Regions from separate parts of the Mus musculus genome. Here region 2 is linked to region 1. A link is a loop called in an ENCODE intact Hi-C map of the cell type or tissue named here. Cell type or tissue: left cerebral cortex. All regions are shown on one strand. Each heading gives the region's core, and the rest is flanking DNA. Links, peaks and the distances in the headings are about the cores only.

What was found. Hi-C counts contacts between places; a loop is a spot of excess contacts. Peaks named below come from ENCODE experiments on the same cell type or tissue, not always from the same donor. Only the 100,000 strongest peaks of a DNase experiment are listed, where the experiment ranks them.
Region 2: it touches region 1 in a loop (3-fold over the local background); 10 of 42 quality-filtered maps call a loop at or near these places.

The regions. Positions count from the first base shown.
Region 1 is chr10:86,016,275-86,027,302 of GRCm38, forward strand. Fbxo7 (F-box protein 7) reads left to right here and starts at 5,655. Exons shown (of 9, transcript NM_153195.2): 1 at 5,655-5,870; 2 at 8,142-8,436. The coding sequence starts at 5,749. In left cerebral cortex, for the core only: a CTCF peak has its summit at 5,580 (motif pointing right); a DNase peak (open chromatin) is centred at 5,688; H3K4me3 peaks cover 1,620 bases; H3K27ac peaks cover 1,056 bases.
Region 2 is chr10:85,958,604-85,965,629 of GRCm38, forward strand. It overlaps Bpifc (BPI fold containing family C), which reads right to left. Exons shown (of 16, transcript NM_177772.4): 13 at 6,620-6,662; 14 at 4,391-4,454; 15 at 3,390-3,466; 16 at 1,088-1,938. The coding sequence ends at 1,816. Among named protein-coding and RNA genes, the nearest start is that of Rtcb, 4.3 kb to the left of the region's middle. In left cerebral cortex, for the core only: no CTCF peak of the experiment used is centred there; no DNase peak of the experiment used is centred there.

The DNA.
Region 1 (11,028 bases), core at 3,026-8,025:
ACACTGCAATTTTTTTTTCTTTTCTTTGACTTGAAGATAAATTACACTGCATTGATGGGAAGGGATGGTATTATATGTATGTGGGGTAAGGAAGAGCCAGAGGGGCAGTTTGGAGGCAAAAGTCAAGCTTCACTCCTTGTCTCCCCAGCACTTATGCTAATGAAGTCTGATTAAAAAGGAACCCCCAAAGGAGACATAAAGGGTATTCGAAATGAGACCTAATATTTATCATGTATTTGTTTTGCTTTGGGTGCTTTTCATATATGAACTCCCTAACCCCCGCCAAAACCATGCAAGGAACAAATACTATCTCCATGCTACAGATGAAGACATTGAGGTCAAGGCTGAAATGAAGCTTGGCATCAGGGCTGACATTCAGGATGTGGGTGCTATGCGTCTAGGCATCTCTTAGGCTATTGCTTTAGGAAGGTTGCTGAAGGGCAACCCACAGTTCAGGGTATGTGGAAGGCCAGGTAGAGAGAAGAATGCTGTTACCTGGTAACCCATCTGGTTTCCTCACTAGCTAATTGAATTTGTGTGAGCAATACAGATTTGTGTTTTAAATTACTTCTGGAGGAAGCTGCCTGGAATTTGCTTGGCTCTTAAGAGAGATAAGTGACTCTGCAGTCCGGTAGGATGACCTTGCCCGTTGGCATCATCTCCATCTCTCTTCCATGCTTTGTTTTGGAGGTTGCAAATGTTCGAAATAGCATAACTGAAGAGTTTTGGTGGAAAAGGTACAGACTTTACCTGTAAGGAATGGAGTGTGTAAGTCTAAAGGCAATGGCATCTATAGACCCACTGTGTAGTCTAGTCCATGCATAGGGTATGGGTTAATATTTTTTGGTGCTAGGGCAGGAAACATTCAAAATTAACCCACAGCACTTCATGGTTGTAGAAAGTAAGAAAATGCTTAGAAAATGGAACTGAATAAAACAAATGAAGGAAAAATCCAGAGATGGAAAATGGATACAAGAGCCAATGGAAGACTCTTCCAGTGGGTAACACTGGGCAGCAGCGGCAGTAATGAAGAATTAGTATTAGACTATGATGCCAACTGTCAAGTAAGTATTTATAAGCTCATGCTAACCTAAGTGATTGAATGAAGAAATAGACAAATGCCCTATGTAGACTAAGACAGAACAAATTTATTTATTGAATGAAAGAAAGAAATAAAAAGGAAAAGGAAAAATGACTACTTTTCACTATGGAGGAGGAACTTTATTGCAGATATATGGGAGAGACAGGGACATAGCCAGAGTAGACAGTGATCACGCTGACCTGTGCCATGTGGAAGGGGCAGGGGAAGGGAGAGGAGGCACAGGGGAACCAGAAGCAGCAGCCAGGAGGCCCAAACATACAAAGAGGGTGGGTAACCAAAATGGTTGGATTATATAGGGAAGAGCAGCCCAGCCCCTGGGCTGGAGAGTTCATGTAGGAGGTGGGAAACCATGAGGGCCCTGTGACAGGGAGGGGCTAATGGGTGCTGGGAGAACCTGGTGGCCAGTGTCTGCTTTTTATTTATTTATGAATGAGACAAGAGCTCTCCTTGGCTGGCCTGGAATGTAGATCAGGCTGGCCTTGAAGCCATAGAGATGGCTCAGCCTCTGCTTCCCGAGTGCTGTGGTTAAAGGCAGGCACCACTATGCCTGGCTATTACTTATATCAGGTCTCACGTAACCTAAATTGGTTTGGGCTTGGTAAGCAGCCAGGGGTGAGCTTGAACTCCTGAGTCTCCCACCTCTCCCAAGTGCTGGGACTAAGGCATGCGCCATTATATTTAGCTTGCGCGGTGTTGCTGATGAAGCGCAGGGCTTTGTGAATGTGTGGCAAGCACTTTACTGTCATCAGAGGGACAGCAAAGAAATCACACAAATGTCTGCTCCGTTATGAAGAGGAAGGCTTTTTATTGTAAGAGAGAAAGGAGATCCACAGGCATTTGCAAGAGTCAGAAGCAGAGAGAAGAAAGAAGACCAGATGGGGCATGGCTAGAGCTAGGGTAGTGGAGCATGGGAAAACCATTCTAGTTATAAGGAGGATGAGTAGCCCAAGGAAGGGAAACTATGAACTGGAACAGCCTATGATTTTAGAGTGCTGAAAGGGGCCAGGATGCTAGTATGGGCTTTTCAATGCATAACAATATGTGTGAATAGGGACTGAACTGGCCAGAAGGCCTGTATGGGCATTGATATACAAATACAGGTATATGTCAGTTGGTCCCTTTTGCCAGAGTGAAGGGCAGGTTAATGGAAATGACTCCTTTTTAGCAGACCCATTTCACAAATTTCTGAGGAATGCTGAAGGAGTCGGCCAGCAAATCCTACTGTCCAGCATCATCTGAGCCAAGATGGTCCTTGTGGACCAAGTTAGTAGGCCTGCTCTTTTGGGATGTGGGATGCGTGGGGTTTTCCTTGAGACCTAATATTTACCCATTGAACTATATTCCCAACCTAAGCCCAAACAATCTATACAGATACCCCACCTACAATGAGTTGGACAGATTCCCTATTTTAAAGTTTAAAAACATTTAATGTCTGTAGGTGTTTTTCCTGCATGTCTGTGGATCACGTGGCTTGCCTGGTGTCCAGAGAGGCCAGAAGAAAGCACTGGATCCTCGAGAACTGGAGTTACAGATGGCTGTGAGCAGCATTGTGGGTGCTGACAATTAAATCCACAGCATAGCAAGAAGCATAGCAAGTCCCCTTGGCCCCTGAGACAATGCTAAGGCCCTACAGGTGTTCCCTGGGGCTAATTACATTTGATGTTAATTCCATTCTCCCGTGAGGGGCTGCGAACAAGGAATGAGTCAGCACTCTGGTGATTTCCTGTAAACCTTCTTCCCACCTTAATTTATAAAATAAAGGCTAGAGCCAGCGATTGGGCAGAGTAAGAGGGGAAGGTGGGGCTGAAGGTTTTGGGAGAGAAAGAGAGGAGGAGGAAAAAGGAAAGTGGAGCAGAAGAAGCACTTGGCTTGGAGAAACCAAAAGTTCTAAGTGGTCTCTTCTATGGAAAAGATGGTAGTGTAGCGGTAGATCTGCCCAGTCTTGGCGCACAGCATGTATTCATATTAATTGAGTTGTGTTTTCATTGCCAGGGCATATTTGGGTTGGAGATTTACCACAACAGTTCCCCCGCCAACCCTTTTTATAAGTCATATATATACTTCAGATTAGAGCATGGCCCTAGTAGTGCACATCTGTCAAATTCATGGCTTCTTCTCAAATTTTGAACACCTTCCTTACACTTCTGGGGAAATTCTAATAAGCTCCTAAAAAGGAGTCAGATTCTGATTTTCAGTTTCTTTTGCAGTGAGGACTCAGGTATGGGGCCCAAACTTCCTTAGTCAGATTGCACCCCATATAGACCCTTGATTGGGAAGTAAGGTGAGAAAACAGAATCTTTTGGAAGCTTGTCATTTTGTTGGTGCAGGACAGAGCAAAACCCACAAGGAATCTGAGGGTAGCAGAGACAGGGTCAGTCACTCCCCAGTCCTCCCTAGCAGTGGTGACAGCAATTTCCCGCAGACCCAACTTTGATATATTCCTAATCAGGACACGTCTTCAGTGTGGTTATAAGTTTTCTCCAGTCCTTCCTAGAATCTGCTGGGCCATATATCATCCCTTTAATTCACCCCTTCCTGGGTAGTTGCCCAGAGTCAATTTCCACTGTTTAGAACTAAAGACCGTGATATTGGAGACCCCCTCACAACTTTCCAGTGGCTTCTCATGTATTCTAGAATGTGTCTCAAACTTTTTGCCCAGCTCAAGAATATCCTCTTTCATAAAGATTGGTTTTCTATTACAACCAGTCTCAAACCAATCTGATTTATTTATCAGTATTCATGCTTTTGGTTTGATATTCTTATACTAAAATGTTGGCTTGTAGCAAAAAAAAAAAGATGGAAATAAATATGTAACTTCTGAGGCTATGTTGTAAAAGACTTCACAGTTTCTGTCTTGGTAATGCTTGGGTCGCTTACTCTCAGGGAATCCAATTATCATGTTATGTGGACATTCAAGTAGATTTCTGGAAAAAAAAAATCTGTGAAAAACTGGGGCCAATCGTTTGATGATATGTGTAGTCAAGTCTTCAGGCAGCTCTGGCAAGAGACCCTGAGACAGAATTACCTAACCACCCTGTACCCAAGTTCCCAATCTACAGAATTTGTGGGTCGACAAATGTTTATTGATGTGGGTTAGTAAGCTTTGGAGGACAATTGATATGCAGCAAAAGATTTTACTAAGACACTGTGTAACAACTAAAAGCTGCTTTAAATTTTGTGGTAACATGAAGGGGCTAAAGGAGTTGGCTTCAGCTTCAAGTTCCTAAGGGCAGCGCCAAGGAAGAAAGGAAGTAAATGCTGTTAATCCCACAGGAAAAAAAAAAATCAGTCCCACAGATTCGAGGAGAAAGACCATCAACCCCAAACCATCATGGCCAAATTAATTAATCAAGCTTTTCTTGGTATGTATACATGGGCTGGACATAGGTAAGGTAAGATTGTAATAGTTCAGGAGTAGGGGGTTTCCAGATGAGGATTTGGCAGGCAAATAGGCATGTATTACCGAAGCAGAACATAAGCATACCAAGTTGGTCATAACAGCCTCTTGAAACAAAGACATGGTTGCAAGGTGGTTACAACAGGGTCACCATAATAACCTTTTAAAATAAAGGCATGGGGCAGTACAGAGCCATTTGTAGCTAAGGTTACAGGTGGGACATAGCCCAATCCTTGAGAAACCTAGTTTGTCTTTACTATAAGATGGCTTTTACGCCTGAGATGGAGGCAGTCTGGTTTATCAAGATTTATCGTGAGAAGTGAAGAGCTATACTGTTGTGGCCTTCAAATCCATTGGGAGAAACCAAAGACTTAGGCTCAATTCAAATTTATATTAAAATGAGTTTATGCTTACTGCTAGCAGAAGGAAGGCAGCTTTAGAGCCCAAACAGCATTCCATAGGGAAGGGGGACTAAGGATAAGATGGGGTTTTAAATTGGACATCAGAAAGGTGTATATTACAACTTACCACGAAATACAAGCTGGGCAGGAAAACTGTTTTACTTTCCTCAGTTGTTTCTCACCTTCCCGCTATATAGTAATTAAAAGATCATTTCATCCCTTTCCCATAGCGATAGTGAGTTTTAAAGAAGCAAAGGCAGCAGTTACTATCCTCACAGCCATTATCCTATTCTTATCTCACCTGCAGGTCTCTAGTACCTCCCAGGCATCCAACAGCCCTTAAGGGATCCCTGGCTCCACATTAACTTTCTTTAGTCATCACAGGGGACCTGTGTACATTATTTCTCAGGCAGGTCTGAGCACTCTAATGACAGGGATAGAGCAGTTCATTTCTGGGCACGGAAACCAGTGACATCAGGTTAGGGCCGTCTGTCATGTCTCCACACTGTTGGCAGCATTCCTTCCAGAGCTAAAGATCCTGCTTGCTGGGAGGGAAGGAACAAACTCGCTCACCCCAGCAGAAGCAGAAGCAGAAGCGTAGAGACTCAAGTGCGCCCAAGCAAACCCAGCGCCTGCGCCGTGCGCGCCTCGCCTCCAGGTGGCGATGTCGCGCGCCGAGCCAGCGATAGGGAAGCGCAGGCGCTCGGCCCTCCGCTCGAGCGGAAGGCTCTAGGGGGCGTAGTCGACCGAGCGGCGAGCGCTGGGGATTCCTCGGGAGCGCAGGCCCGGAGCTCCTTGCTTTCGGTTTCTTCCCGGGGCCGACCGAAGCTTGCGGTCCGACTCTCGCCATGAAGCTGCGCGTGCGGCTTCAGAAGCGGACCCAGCCGCTCGAGGTGCCGGAGTCGGAGCCAACGCTCGGGCAGCTGCGCGCGCACCTCAGCCAGGTCCTGCTGCCCACGTTGGGGTTCAGGTGAGCCGCGTCGCTGTCGTGGGGCTCGGGGGATGGCGCGCTTCGAGCGGTCACGTGAGGCCCGGGCCTCCCGGGTGTAGCTGCACTGGGCGCCTGTGACTGTGACGCTCGGCAGCTGGGTGCTGGCCGGGGTCCGGCTCCGAGAGACCATGGCCCAGCCTCCCCCGGGTGCCGCTGTCCTCCCCGGTGAGTAGTCACTTCCGGGGTTTCGGTCGCTGCGGCCCCGAGGGCGGGAAGGGAACTCGGGAAGCTTGGCTTGCGTTAAATCTCCCGGTGTTAACTTGAGTTTACCTCTGCGGTTGGGATAGTTCAGTGGTTAAATCGGAAAAGCATCGTGCTCAAGGTGACAAAAGTCTTGACACCTTAGGTCACTGTAATTTGTGCCACTGCCCAAGGCTACAGTAACTTTAAAAACAGCTGAGCGTGCAAGTGGCAGACTGCACCTAACTGTAACTTTCTCACTTTCTCACTGTAAGGGTTCAGGAAGTACGCCTGTCAGCGGGCATTCTCTGGGTGAGAATGTTGCTTTTTTTTCACGAATAGAGGCATGACCCTAGAGAGCTTACAGTTTCATGGCAAGTTGAAAAAGGATTAGGTTCTATTACTAATTTATGGGGTTCTATTACTAATTTTTGCAGATGAAGCGTCTGTGTTTCTGCAGAAGATAGTTTCAGGACATAGAGAGATAACTGTATGGACGACCCACTTCAAGTGCTGAGCTAGAAATTTGAACTAGTGAAGAAAAAAAAAATTAAAAAGATGGGCTCTGGGGCTTCTAAAGGGAAAAATTTTCAAAGAAAAACGTTTCCCATTAATTGGCATTTTAAATAAGCCTTTTCACTTTATTTGTAGGGAGTTAAGCAAAGTGAGACCCTGAATAGATTTTTTCACCCTTCCTCCCTGCTCCCATCCCCCCATTAAGTGAGCCTGAGCTACACCTTTATTCTAGCGCTCTGGAGGAAGAGGCAGGGTTCAAGGTCAGCCTGGTCTACATAGCAAGTTCCAGACCAGCCAGTGTTACATTGTGAGACCCTGTCTAATAAGATAATAATGTTAGCCAAACCATTAAAAAAAGAGCATTTTTTCATATTAAAAGAAAATATGTTGCTGTATTATATATAATATATATTTCCATATAATGGTGACCTACCCACATGTTACTTATTGGTGTAAAACCAAGTGTTTTCAATGTTGATAACAGTTATCTCTCCTCACACTTTGAGAATTCAATTTTTAAGGTATTTACAAGTAGTCTTACTTCTCAGTTAAGCAGGGCAGTTTTGAAAGGGTTGGAAACCCAAGAGCTCTGTTTCTCTTGCATGCTGTTTTCACAGTTGCAGTTGGTTAGGTGGATGGAATTTAAGCCTCAGCTTGTGAAAGTAAACTCATTTCTCTGAAATTTTGTTCATTTAGGGAACAGAAGAGAAGCTTTAAAATGTGTTCATGTGACACATTTGTTATTCTTAAAGAGTATTTTCTAGTAAGCAGATCAAAGATTGCATATATGTATATATGCAAGCTTCTGGAATTGTATTATTTTTGGTAAAATCACCTGACCCCCCAAAATGACAGAAAATAGGGCCTTGGAAAACACTTCAGAAAAGTGGGAGGGAAAACTGGCATTTCTGTTAAACAGACCGCTCCTTATCCCATCTACAGAACGAATTGTTTGCTTGGGGAGTCCCCTTTCTGCCAAGGTTGACATGGTGTGTCCCTGGGCCCCTGGCAGGTTTTCAGCTTGTTGTTGACCAGAACATTTTGCAAGCATCAGAGCATCTTATTTCCTGAGGAGTAGGAATAGTTTTAACTCCAGTAATGTCTCTTTAATGGATGTGTCTTAAGAAAAATGAATGGGGTTGGGGGTTGGCGGGTTGGCTGAGGCGTTTGATGCACCAGCCTGACACTGGAGTTTGAAGCCCCAGCACGATGGAAAGCTGGAAGCAAAGCTGTGGGTTAAACTGGTTGATGTGTTAAGTTTAAGAAGCTCCTCATGGTCAGAGATGATGAGTACTGCAAAGTCTGTGCTTTAGAATTGGTGAAGTGTAGGTTACTGATTCGCCTCCCTGCCTACTAAAGCTCCAGTTACAAGTCTATGACCCAGGCTTTTGATGAGAACAAGTAATTTTGTCTCCTGCTTTTTCTTTCTTTCTTTCTTTTTAAAATATTATATAGAGCTTTTGGGAACATAGCATGTACTTTAATGTATTCCAAATGTATTATTTGGAATATTGGTAGGTAGCTCTTACTATGCTCATCCATCTTTCTTGGCAGTTCTGATACCCGATTTGCAATTACATTGAACAACAAGGATGCCCTCACTGGAGATGAAGAGACCTTGGCTTCATATGGGATTGTTTCTGGGGACTTGATATGTTTGGTTCTTGAAGATGACATGCCGGCACCTAACTTACCTTCATCTACAGATACAGAGCATTCCTCACTCCAGGATAATGACCAACCTTCTTTGGCTGCCACCCCAAGTCAGACTAACATCCCAGATGAACAAGGGACTGATTCATCCCAAGGACAGGCCACCCCATTTGATGCCTGGACTGATGACAGTATGGTGGGTATTGTAGATGAAGAGATGGGATAGAGTAATTGATAAGGTATATTGATTCTTCAGAGGAATTCTACACCAGTCAGCATGACTAGCATCAGTAAACTGTAGACTGTGCCCTTTGTGAACATTTTTGGTTTGATTTGGATTGGTTTGTCAAGACAGGATTTCTCTGTAGTACTGGCTATTCTCTGCTGCTCACTCTGTAGACCAGGCTGGCCTAAAACTCAGAGATTGGCCTGCCTCTGCCTCCCAAGTACTGGGATTTAAGGTGTGCCCACCACTGCCCTGCTTGAACATTTTTTTTTTTAAACTGCTGAATGTCTGCACTAATATGCTAGCACTCTAACTTGCATGGCCCCCCCACAGGAGCTCTTCTGCTCCTCAGAGGACCACTGGTCTCCTGTGCCTAGTGACTTCTTATACCACAGGCTGCCAGTCTGTTCTTTACTCTACTTTTCAGGCTGTCTGCTTCCTGCATCTTCATTGTGGCATTCTCTTGCTCTGTACTACCTCTGTCTCTTTTGACGCTAATTTTTCTATTCTGTGTTATTTCACAGAGGAGAAAAATCCCTTATTGTCCCACCCTACCTCTCCAGGTTTACTTTCTGTTCTTTTCCTGTCTCTAGTTAGTACAGATTCCCGATCCTTCCCATTTTTCCATTTTCATACTCACACAAGTGCACAACCTGCTGACCTTGTGACCAGTGAAGATGTGGCCTGGGGCCCTTGCTGACTCTCTTTTTCCTGTTTGTACTTCTGTCTGTATTCCAGAGTCCTTGCTAATTGTAGTTCAGCAATTTAAACATTTAATGGTGATCTTTGTTACTTTGTAAGTTCCTTATTATCATCATTATTATTAAGATTTATTTATTAATGTGTATAGTCAAAATAGAGCATCACACCCCATTATTAATGGTTGTGAGCTACCATGTAGTTGCTGGGAGTTGAACTCAGGACTTTTATAAGAACAGCCAGTGCCTTTCCAGTGAGCCAACTCTCCAGCCCCTAATTATTTGTTTTATATTTTTTGTGAAATGATTCTTTATTTGTTTTAGTTTTTTTAAGAGAGGGTTTCTCTGTATAACAAAACAATTAATACTGACAACATATACCATTCTTAGCCGTTTTTGTTTATTCTTATCAACCCAATTTAATTTCTTTTGCAAGCCTTAAACATTGATCCATGACATAGAATAGGCAGATATTCTGAATAGGTGGTTATTAAAATACTTAATAGGTTCATAAATTGTTAAAATAATTTCCACATACAGTAATTTTAATTTGTCTTTCAAATCATTCTTGTATCTCTGTGTGTTTCTGCTTCATAGGGCAATGTGTGCGATGGATAAGCATATGTGGCTGCATACTTAAACTTGACTCCAGACTCTGTTTTTACTGACAGGCTGGCTCTTTCAGAGAGTGCCTGCCTGAAGGTAGTGATTCCAGGTCTAAGAGCAATTCTAAGAGCATACCGTTTGTCTTGTAAGGTTTTTATGGGGTGACTATGAAACCTTGCTGGGGTGCTGAGCTTGGAGTCCTTGAATCTGTATGATCTGCAAGTTCAGTATAGAAGGGAACTGTGGAAAAGGAAGATAAATGGATGGGTAAGACTCAAAACCAGAGGAGAGGAATTTTATTTTATAACTAAATATAGGTTAGTTTTATTTCATTGCTCTTGGGAGTTACTGTTAATGACAGCAAGGGATAACCTGTATCAGACCTGACAGGAGGTGGAATGCAATTTAGCCAATTGCTTTCATTTTTTTGTCAGTGGCCTGTACAGGATTGCGTAGAAGTAATGCTTAGCTTTTTTCTGTTCTCGCACATGGAAGATGATAAACACTCATATCAGAGGGTACCAGAGCTTCTTGGACTTAGGGATATGGTTTGATAAGCCTTCAGTGGGTATGTAGTTAGCAGTTTAGGGTAATGCTTTTTTAAAAATTACACGCTTTGTCCCATGCTACTAAGTAATAAATGGCTAAAGTAGGATAATGGGGAAAAGTGAAGAGATTATTTTCATAATTTAGACTTGATATATTTAATATTTTTAATATGGTAATTTGTTCAAAGAAAATCATAGAAATGTTTTGAGCAGTAGCATCTTTTTTAAAAGTTTTTTTATTGGTTATTTTATTTATTGATATTTCAAATGTTATCACCCTTCCCAGTTTCCCCTCTACTAACCTTCTACTCCCTCTCCTTGGCCCCTGCCTCTGAGGGTGCTCCTCCACCCGCCTACCCAATCCTGCCTCAGGGCTCTAGCATTCCCCTACCTATCTGGGGTCATTGAGCCTCCACAGGACCAAGGGGCTCCCCTCCCAGTGATGCCCCATAAGGCAGTCCTCTGCTACATATGCAGCTGGAGCCATGGGTCCCCTCATGTGTACTCTTTGGTTGGTAGTTTAGTCCCTGGGAGCTTTGGGGGCTCTGGTTGGTTGATATTATTGTTCTTCCTATGGGGTTGCAAACTCCTTCAGCTCCTTCAGTCCTTGCCCTAACTTCTCCATTGGGGTCCCTGTGCTCAGTCAGCTGTATTGGTCAGGCTTTGGCAGAGCCTCCTACGGGACAGCTATATCGTGCTGAGCGGCAACA
Region 2 (7,026 bases), core at 2,027-7,026, 59 kb before region 1:
ATATAGAACATACAGTTTGGAGTTCATGCCCCATGAACATTAGTGAAACAGCTGAGCAAGATAAAATACTAATGACGTTTGCAATGTATCAGAATGAGATTGAAGATGTACAACAAACACTCCATTACAAAATGAGCATCCAAAAGAAGCATATCACAACACTGTATCATTTATTTCTACAAATGCTTGTGAAGGAAATCTGCTCTGGCCAGCAATTCCCTACAAAGATGGATAAATCCCTCTTTCAGGGATCACTGTGTTCCATAGCTTTGTTTGGACTGTGTCCTGTGTCTGTACCTTTAAACTTAATTGACTCTTGCTCTTGGGATAAGAAAGCTGGCAGTGATTTGCAGGATAGTCCTACCCTGTGAAAAACACCACCATAGCAATCAGGAAGACTTGGGTTCAGGTTCCGCCTATGCCATTACCACCTTTGTGTGATACATTCCTCTGTTTTCACTTCTATGAAATGGGATCATAATTATTCATAGTGGCTCTGAAGGTCACAGACATGAAACTGGAGGAGTAACTAGACCAGGATGTTAAGTACTTATACAGCCCTCTTCTATCCCCCAGTAACCTAAGGAGTTAAGCAAAGGGTGTGGTTTCTGTTCATTTTTACATATCCACCCTGGCTGTCCCACTCTCCTGCTCCCCTGTCCAGTCTCACCCTGCTGATTAATGACACTAATGTCAACTGTGAACTGCCTAGGTTTAATAAGCTGCACTACCATTTCAGTCAATCTTTTTAAAAAAAGATTTATTTATTTTATTTATGTGAGTACACTGTAGCTGTCCTCAGACACACCAGAAGAGGGCCTCAGATCCCATTACAGATGGTTGTGAGCTACCGTGTGGTGGCTGGTTATTGAACTCAGGACCTCTGGAAGAGCAGTCAATGTTCTAAACTGCTGAGCCATCTCTCCAGCCCTCATTTCATCCAATCACTGAAAGGACACATCCACAAACATAAACAAATGACACAGGACAACCATAGGAAAGATTTAAGGGGCTCTCGGCTCCCTTTTAGTATTGGTGTTTGTAGAACTTCAGTCTTTGCCGAAGTTTTAAAAAAATTAAGTCTTTTCCATTTTTCTGTCATATTTTATTAAAATAAATTCAGGACAGGAGCTTTCACACATAGATTCTGACATCGTTAGAAAACAATTTTAATTAAGCACAGGACAGTAATAGTAAACATAAAACATAAAGTCCAATAAAAGTAGAAAGTCTCTAAAGAGCAGACATAGTCTTACACACACACACACACACAGATACACACAGACACACACACAGAGGCACACACACACACACACACATACATACACACACAGAGGCACACAGACACAGAGGCACACACACAGACACAGACACAAACACAGACACAGAGACACACACAGACACACAGACACACACACAGACACAGACACACACACACACAGATACACACCACACACAGAGGCACACACAGACACACATACACACACACACACACACCTACCAATGCAAATACAGACAAGTTCCTTACAACCTTACCACCTGGTCGGATCCACATGCCTTACTCTTTCCCACAAAGGCTAAACACAGGCACACAATGTGCTTACACATGCTCACATACACAGACCCCACTCCCACTACCTTGTTCCTGTTCATCATTTTAACTGTCGACCTTACTCTAGGTCTCTCAGGGCTCCAGAAGGAGACCTTTTCCACAAGGGCTTTAATATCCAGGATGCACGGTCTTCATCTTCCAGGTTTCTGGTTTCTGGGGGACTGAAGGCTGTTTACTTCCTGGGGTGTATTGTGAGCGGGCCATCAATGGGTTGGCTGTTCTCTCCATGGTCTATGTACTAGGTTCAGATCCCCCCAGCTGTTCAGATTTGGCTGTGGCTTTGAGGATGTGTCATATGCCAGGTCACTAGAAACCAGAAGGTAACCCTGAGAGGAAGGCAGAATAAAGACAATTTTAAATTAAGGCCATATCTGGGTTTGCATGAGAGAGGAAAGTTTCTTTGCCAGGCCTGAAAGCATCAAACTTTTCTCAATCCCTATGTGAGGGCCACTGATGCAAGAAGTGGCCATTCTGGATTACTGTCCCTAGATATGACATTGGTAGTGGGGAGTGAAAAAGAGGGAGTCTGGGAGCTATGAGGAAGTGTCCACTAGTGTGCAGGTGGGAGATGCTTTCTGAAAGTAGAAATATATTTCTACTTTCCCAAACTACAAAAAAACAAAACACAGAGAAGAGGCAGCAGTGCTATGTAGTTAGTTAGAATCTCCCAGAAAGTAGCCTTCAATCGGTCGCATCCTAAGGATTGTCTTCAGGGGAACGCCCTGAAGTTCCTTTGGCTGAAAGTATCAAAGAACCAATAAAGTACTTAGCTCTCATGGTTTCAATGCAAAATATTCCTCAGCCTCATGTGTTTAGAAACTTGGCCACCAGCACGTGACACTACTTTGGAAAGTTGTGGAGCCTAGGAGATGAAATCTTGCTGAAGGAAGTGGGTCAGTGGGGCATGTCTTCAGGTTTTATGGCTTGGTCTATTTCCTGTACACTGCTCCCTGACTTCTAGGAAATGGAACCAGGTATCTGATGTTTCTCTTGCCACACTTTTCCCTGCTGTGGTGGACTGTATCCTTTTGAGCTATAAGCCAAAAGCAAAACCACAAAAACAAAACAAAACAAAACAAAACAAAAAACCAACACAAACAACAACAAACCTAAAACTCCAACAAAACCAAAAAAAAAAAAAAAAAAAAAAACCTTTCTCTCCTATTCTACGTTGTATTTTGTCCGGCATTTAGTCACTGCAACAAGAGAAATGACTAATATATCACCCATTTTCCTTTCTACACAAGACACTACACTTACTTGGGTCTACTTTCTTCACTCATAAAATGAGATTCATATCTGGTGAAATAAAGCATTTTAAAACTTGCTTTCCTTATACTGAGGGGTGATTAAATGTAACCCTCAGAGTGAAGCTAGACTTAGCCTGACTCTTACATTTTTCATTGTTATTTATAAATTTTAACAGCTGGGTGTTTTGTTTATGAAATTCCATGGCTGGTAAAACTCCATGGTAAGCAGAATAAAGCACAATGAGGGAAAGGAGAAGACTTCGTGGTAAGAGAACTCACTGTCCTTACAGAGGACCTGGGTGTGGTTTCCAGCACCTACATTGTGTGCCTCATGATTGCCTGTAACTTCCGTTCCAGGAGATCTGATGTGGAACCAGTATAAGTGTGGCATAAATCCATAGACTCATGTACACACATATCCATATGAAATAAGATAAAGAAATCTTTTTAAAAAATAGGTAATAAACAAAACAGGAAGCTTTCTCTACTGTGAAAATAAATAGTGAAGAAGAGATTCCGAGTCTTACCTCAAGAACTTCAATATCCGAATTGATGAATGAGATATTGTAGGGGTTGGGAAGAGGAAATCCTTGCTGCAGTTTTGCTACAATGTAGAAAAAAAGATGTAAGGTAATTAATTTTTAAAAGTATCCGTAATTATATATATTTGGATACTGGAACAAAACAAAACACTTTCTGTTTTCTCTCATTTAAGTACTAGCCTTGCCTGACTATGTCTTTCATTTTCTACATATTCATAAAAGATATATATATATATACACATATACATATATACATACAAACGTATACATATACATATGTGTGTATATATATGTATGTGTGTGTGTGTATGTATATAATATGTGTGGAGGCCAGAGGATAACTTCAATGTCATTTTTTACTTCCATCCCTGTTGTGGTTTGAATATGCTTGGCCCAGGAAGTGGCACTATTAAGAGGTGTGGCCTTGTTGGAGGAAGTGTGTCACTGTGGGGGTGGGCTTTGAGACCATCCTCCTGGCTGCCTATGAGACAATCTCTCCTGGCTACAGCCTTATCAAGATGGAGAACTCTCAAGTCCTCCAGCACCATGCCTGCCTGGATGCTACCATGCTTCCTGCCATGATGATAAATGACTGAATCTCTGAACTTGTAAGCCAGTCCCAATAAAGTATTGTCATTTATAAGAGTTGCCTTGGTCATGGTGTCTCTTCACAATAAAGAAAACCATAACTAAGACAGAGAATAATATCTTTTCTAGTTGACCTGGAGGAGACAGAAATTTTATCTCTTTAACTCAAGCCAAGTTAATCTTTCTTGCTGGATTTGTAGATCTTGCTGCTAACAAGCATAAACTGGGAAACTTGTTCCTTCAGCTCTTAATGCTGTACACTGTAAAGTTCTGTCTCTGACCCAAATTCACAATGGCACTCTAAACATGCAGGCATCAGGGTAAACATTCCAAACAAAACCCAAAGCGTCGCCAATACCAGAGTCTCATAATTTTTTTTTTTTTAAAGTAACCCTTACTGTTGGCCAGTGGGAGGACGCCGAAGTGAAGAATGGAAGACAGGATATTCTCAAATCTCACAACCTGGAATGCAAAGAGGGACTGGATCAGTGCCAAGTTCAGGATCCCTGGGAACAGCAGGCCTCAGCTGGGGCGAGTCCCTGGAATTCAGCTGGATAGAAAGCCATGACCAGAGCTTCCCTGGAGGAACACGATGCTTTCTGGAAAGCAGTGCCACCAGGTTCCTTCCTCCCAGTAGGGACGACACTTCTGGTTCCTTCTACACTGGTGATAGCGAACAGAGAGCCAGGATAGTAGCGCATGGAGTAGTTTAGGTACAGACCAGGTAAAACTGTGGAGAGCTAAGAGGCTCCTCAGGTATTAGCCTTCCCTGTGTTTAACCAGGAGTCCCAGCCACAGGCCTCCCTTTGCACTGCATCATACCCTGAACCTAACACAGAACTAAAACACCCCCTTTATCTTCAATAAAGCCTAGTATTTGGGTATTCTAGGCAGTGTTGCTTTCTGGAAAGATCCAGGTATTAAATGTAAATTAAAGTTGAAGAGGTATCTCAGTGGTTAAGAGCACATACTGCTCTTGCAGGGAACAGGTATCCAGTTCTTACCACCCATGTCAGGTAGCTCATAGGTGTCTCTATTTCCAGCTCCGGGGGTTCTGATACTCTCTTCTGGATTTTATGGGCACAACACGCAAACATACAAAATTAAATCTTGACGAAGTCAATGGATCTAGAACAGCAACTTACTTAGTGAATACTTCTTGATTTGTTTGCTGGGATAGGGTCTCACTATAACTTAGACTTACTTGGGAGTCCTTGTATAGTTTAGGTTGGCTCCTGAACTCATGCTTAGTAGATTTAGCTAAATCAATAGATTTAGCCTTTTCCAATGCTGGGACTACAGGTGTTTGCTACCACAGCTGGATCAATAAAAAGTTTTTGGCCACCCTGAAGACAGTCTGTCTAGGCTTATCCTTTTTGTTTTATTTCTCCCCAGTTATTTTGTGATATTAGAAGCATTATTCAATCTCCTGGCGTCTCAATTCCATCAACTCTAAGATGAAGATGATAATTGTAGGATATCATGGTCATGATCATCATGATCACCACCACCATCATCATCATCACCACCACCACCACCGTTATCAGCAGCAGCATCTTACAGGGTGGTTGTCAGAACTAGACAAATTAATATCATGTAAGTGCTAACCACAAATCATTGCCATTTTTTTTCTGAAATGCCATGGTCAGCACATTGTCTTATCAACATTAAGCATTTTGCTGGGATTACAGGTGTGCATCACCACACTTGACTTTGATACTGCTTTTTCAGACTTCAGAAGCTTGCCTGATAGGTATGTCTTACGTTCCAGCTTACGGACTATACTGCCACTGATACCTAATCTCGGGACCCTCCCTTGTAGCCTTTCCTCCCCCAGCCTCAATGGTTCCACTGTTTACACCTGGATGGAGCTTGCCGCTCAATCAAGACCATGTGTCTTGAACTTGGCTAAAGTCGCTGACTTGACTAACATCCCCGGGCCTGGTCCTGTGTTACCACCACCACCTTTCTCTTGGATGTGGTGACAATTCATTCAGTCCCCTGCACTACCTCATGAGAAGCTAGCCCGTGTAAGAGCACACAGCCAGTAAGTGCTAGGCAGACTTCACTCTTGCAGCTTGGCCTCAGACTTAATCTATGAAGCTGTTGTGCTTATGATCCTTTGACGGAGACACACAATCAGTTATGATAAATGGAGAAACAATGGCCATCTCTACTTACTCCCTACCGCTTACCATGCTGCCAATGCGCTGAGTGAATCTGGCTTCAGCAGATCCTCTCTGCAATCCTGAGTGATCCCTACCTCCACCCCGGCCCCAAATGCCTATTCAGTTGTTTTTCTCTATTATTTTCACTCATGCACTATATATTGGTTCACTATTTGCAGCCCCAACTCATTGCAAAAGCATACACATACTCCAATATATTCTAAAACGAGTAAAAGTATATTGCTAAGCTCAGGGGATTAAATTATAAATAGATGAGTAACATAAAGGCCCCAGGTTCAATCCCCTGTGCTGTAAAATCAACCAAATAAATGAATAAATTCCAAAGCTAAAACTTAGAACCGTGGAGAAACCATGGACAGCAACATGCACAGGCTACAGTACAGAGGAATTCTGGTTCTCATGCCTTTCTCGGGGTACTCTGAGAGCTTGCATTCCTACCTTAGCATCTCGTTGGCTGTTCTCTGGCAAAGACAGGCGGAATCTGAAAGGAAACAGGAGGAGGTTAAAGGAAGGTAGATTCATGGGGGTGGATAGATGGTTCAGCAGTTAAGAGTTAAGAACTGTTGTTGCTCTTGCAGAGGACCAGGGTTCGATTCCCCATCACCCACATGGTGAGTCAAAGCCATTTGTAACTTTAGTTCCAGGGGATCCAAAGAAGCCGGGCGTGGTGGTGCACGCCTTTAATCCCAGCACTTGGGAGGCAGAGACAGGTGGATTTCTGAGTTCGAGGCCAGCCTGGTCTCCAGAGTGAGTTCCAGGACAGTCAAAGGCTACACAGAGAAACCCTGTCTTGAAAAAAAAAAGGTGACGCACACATTTAATCCCAGCACTTGGGAGGCAGAGGC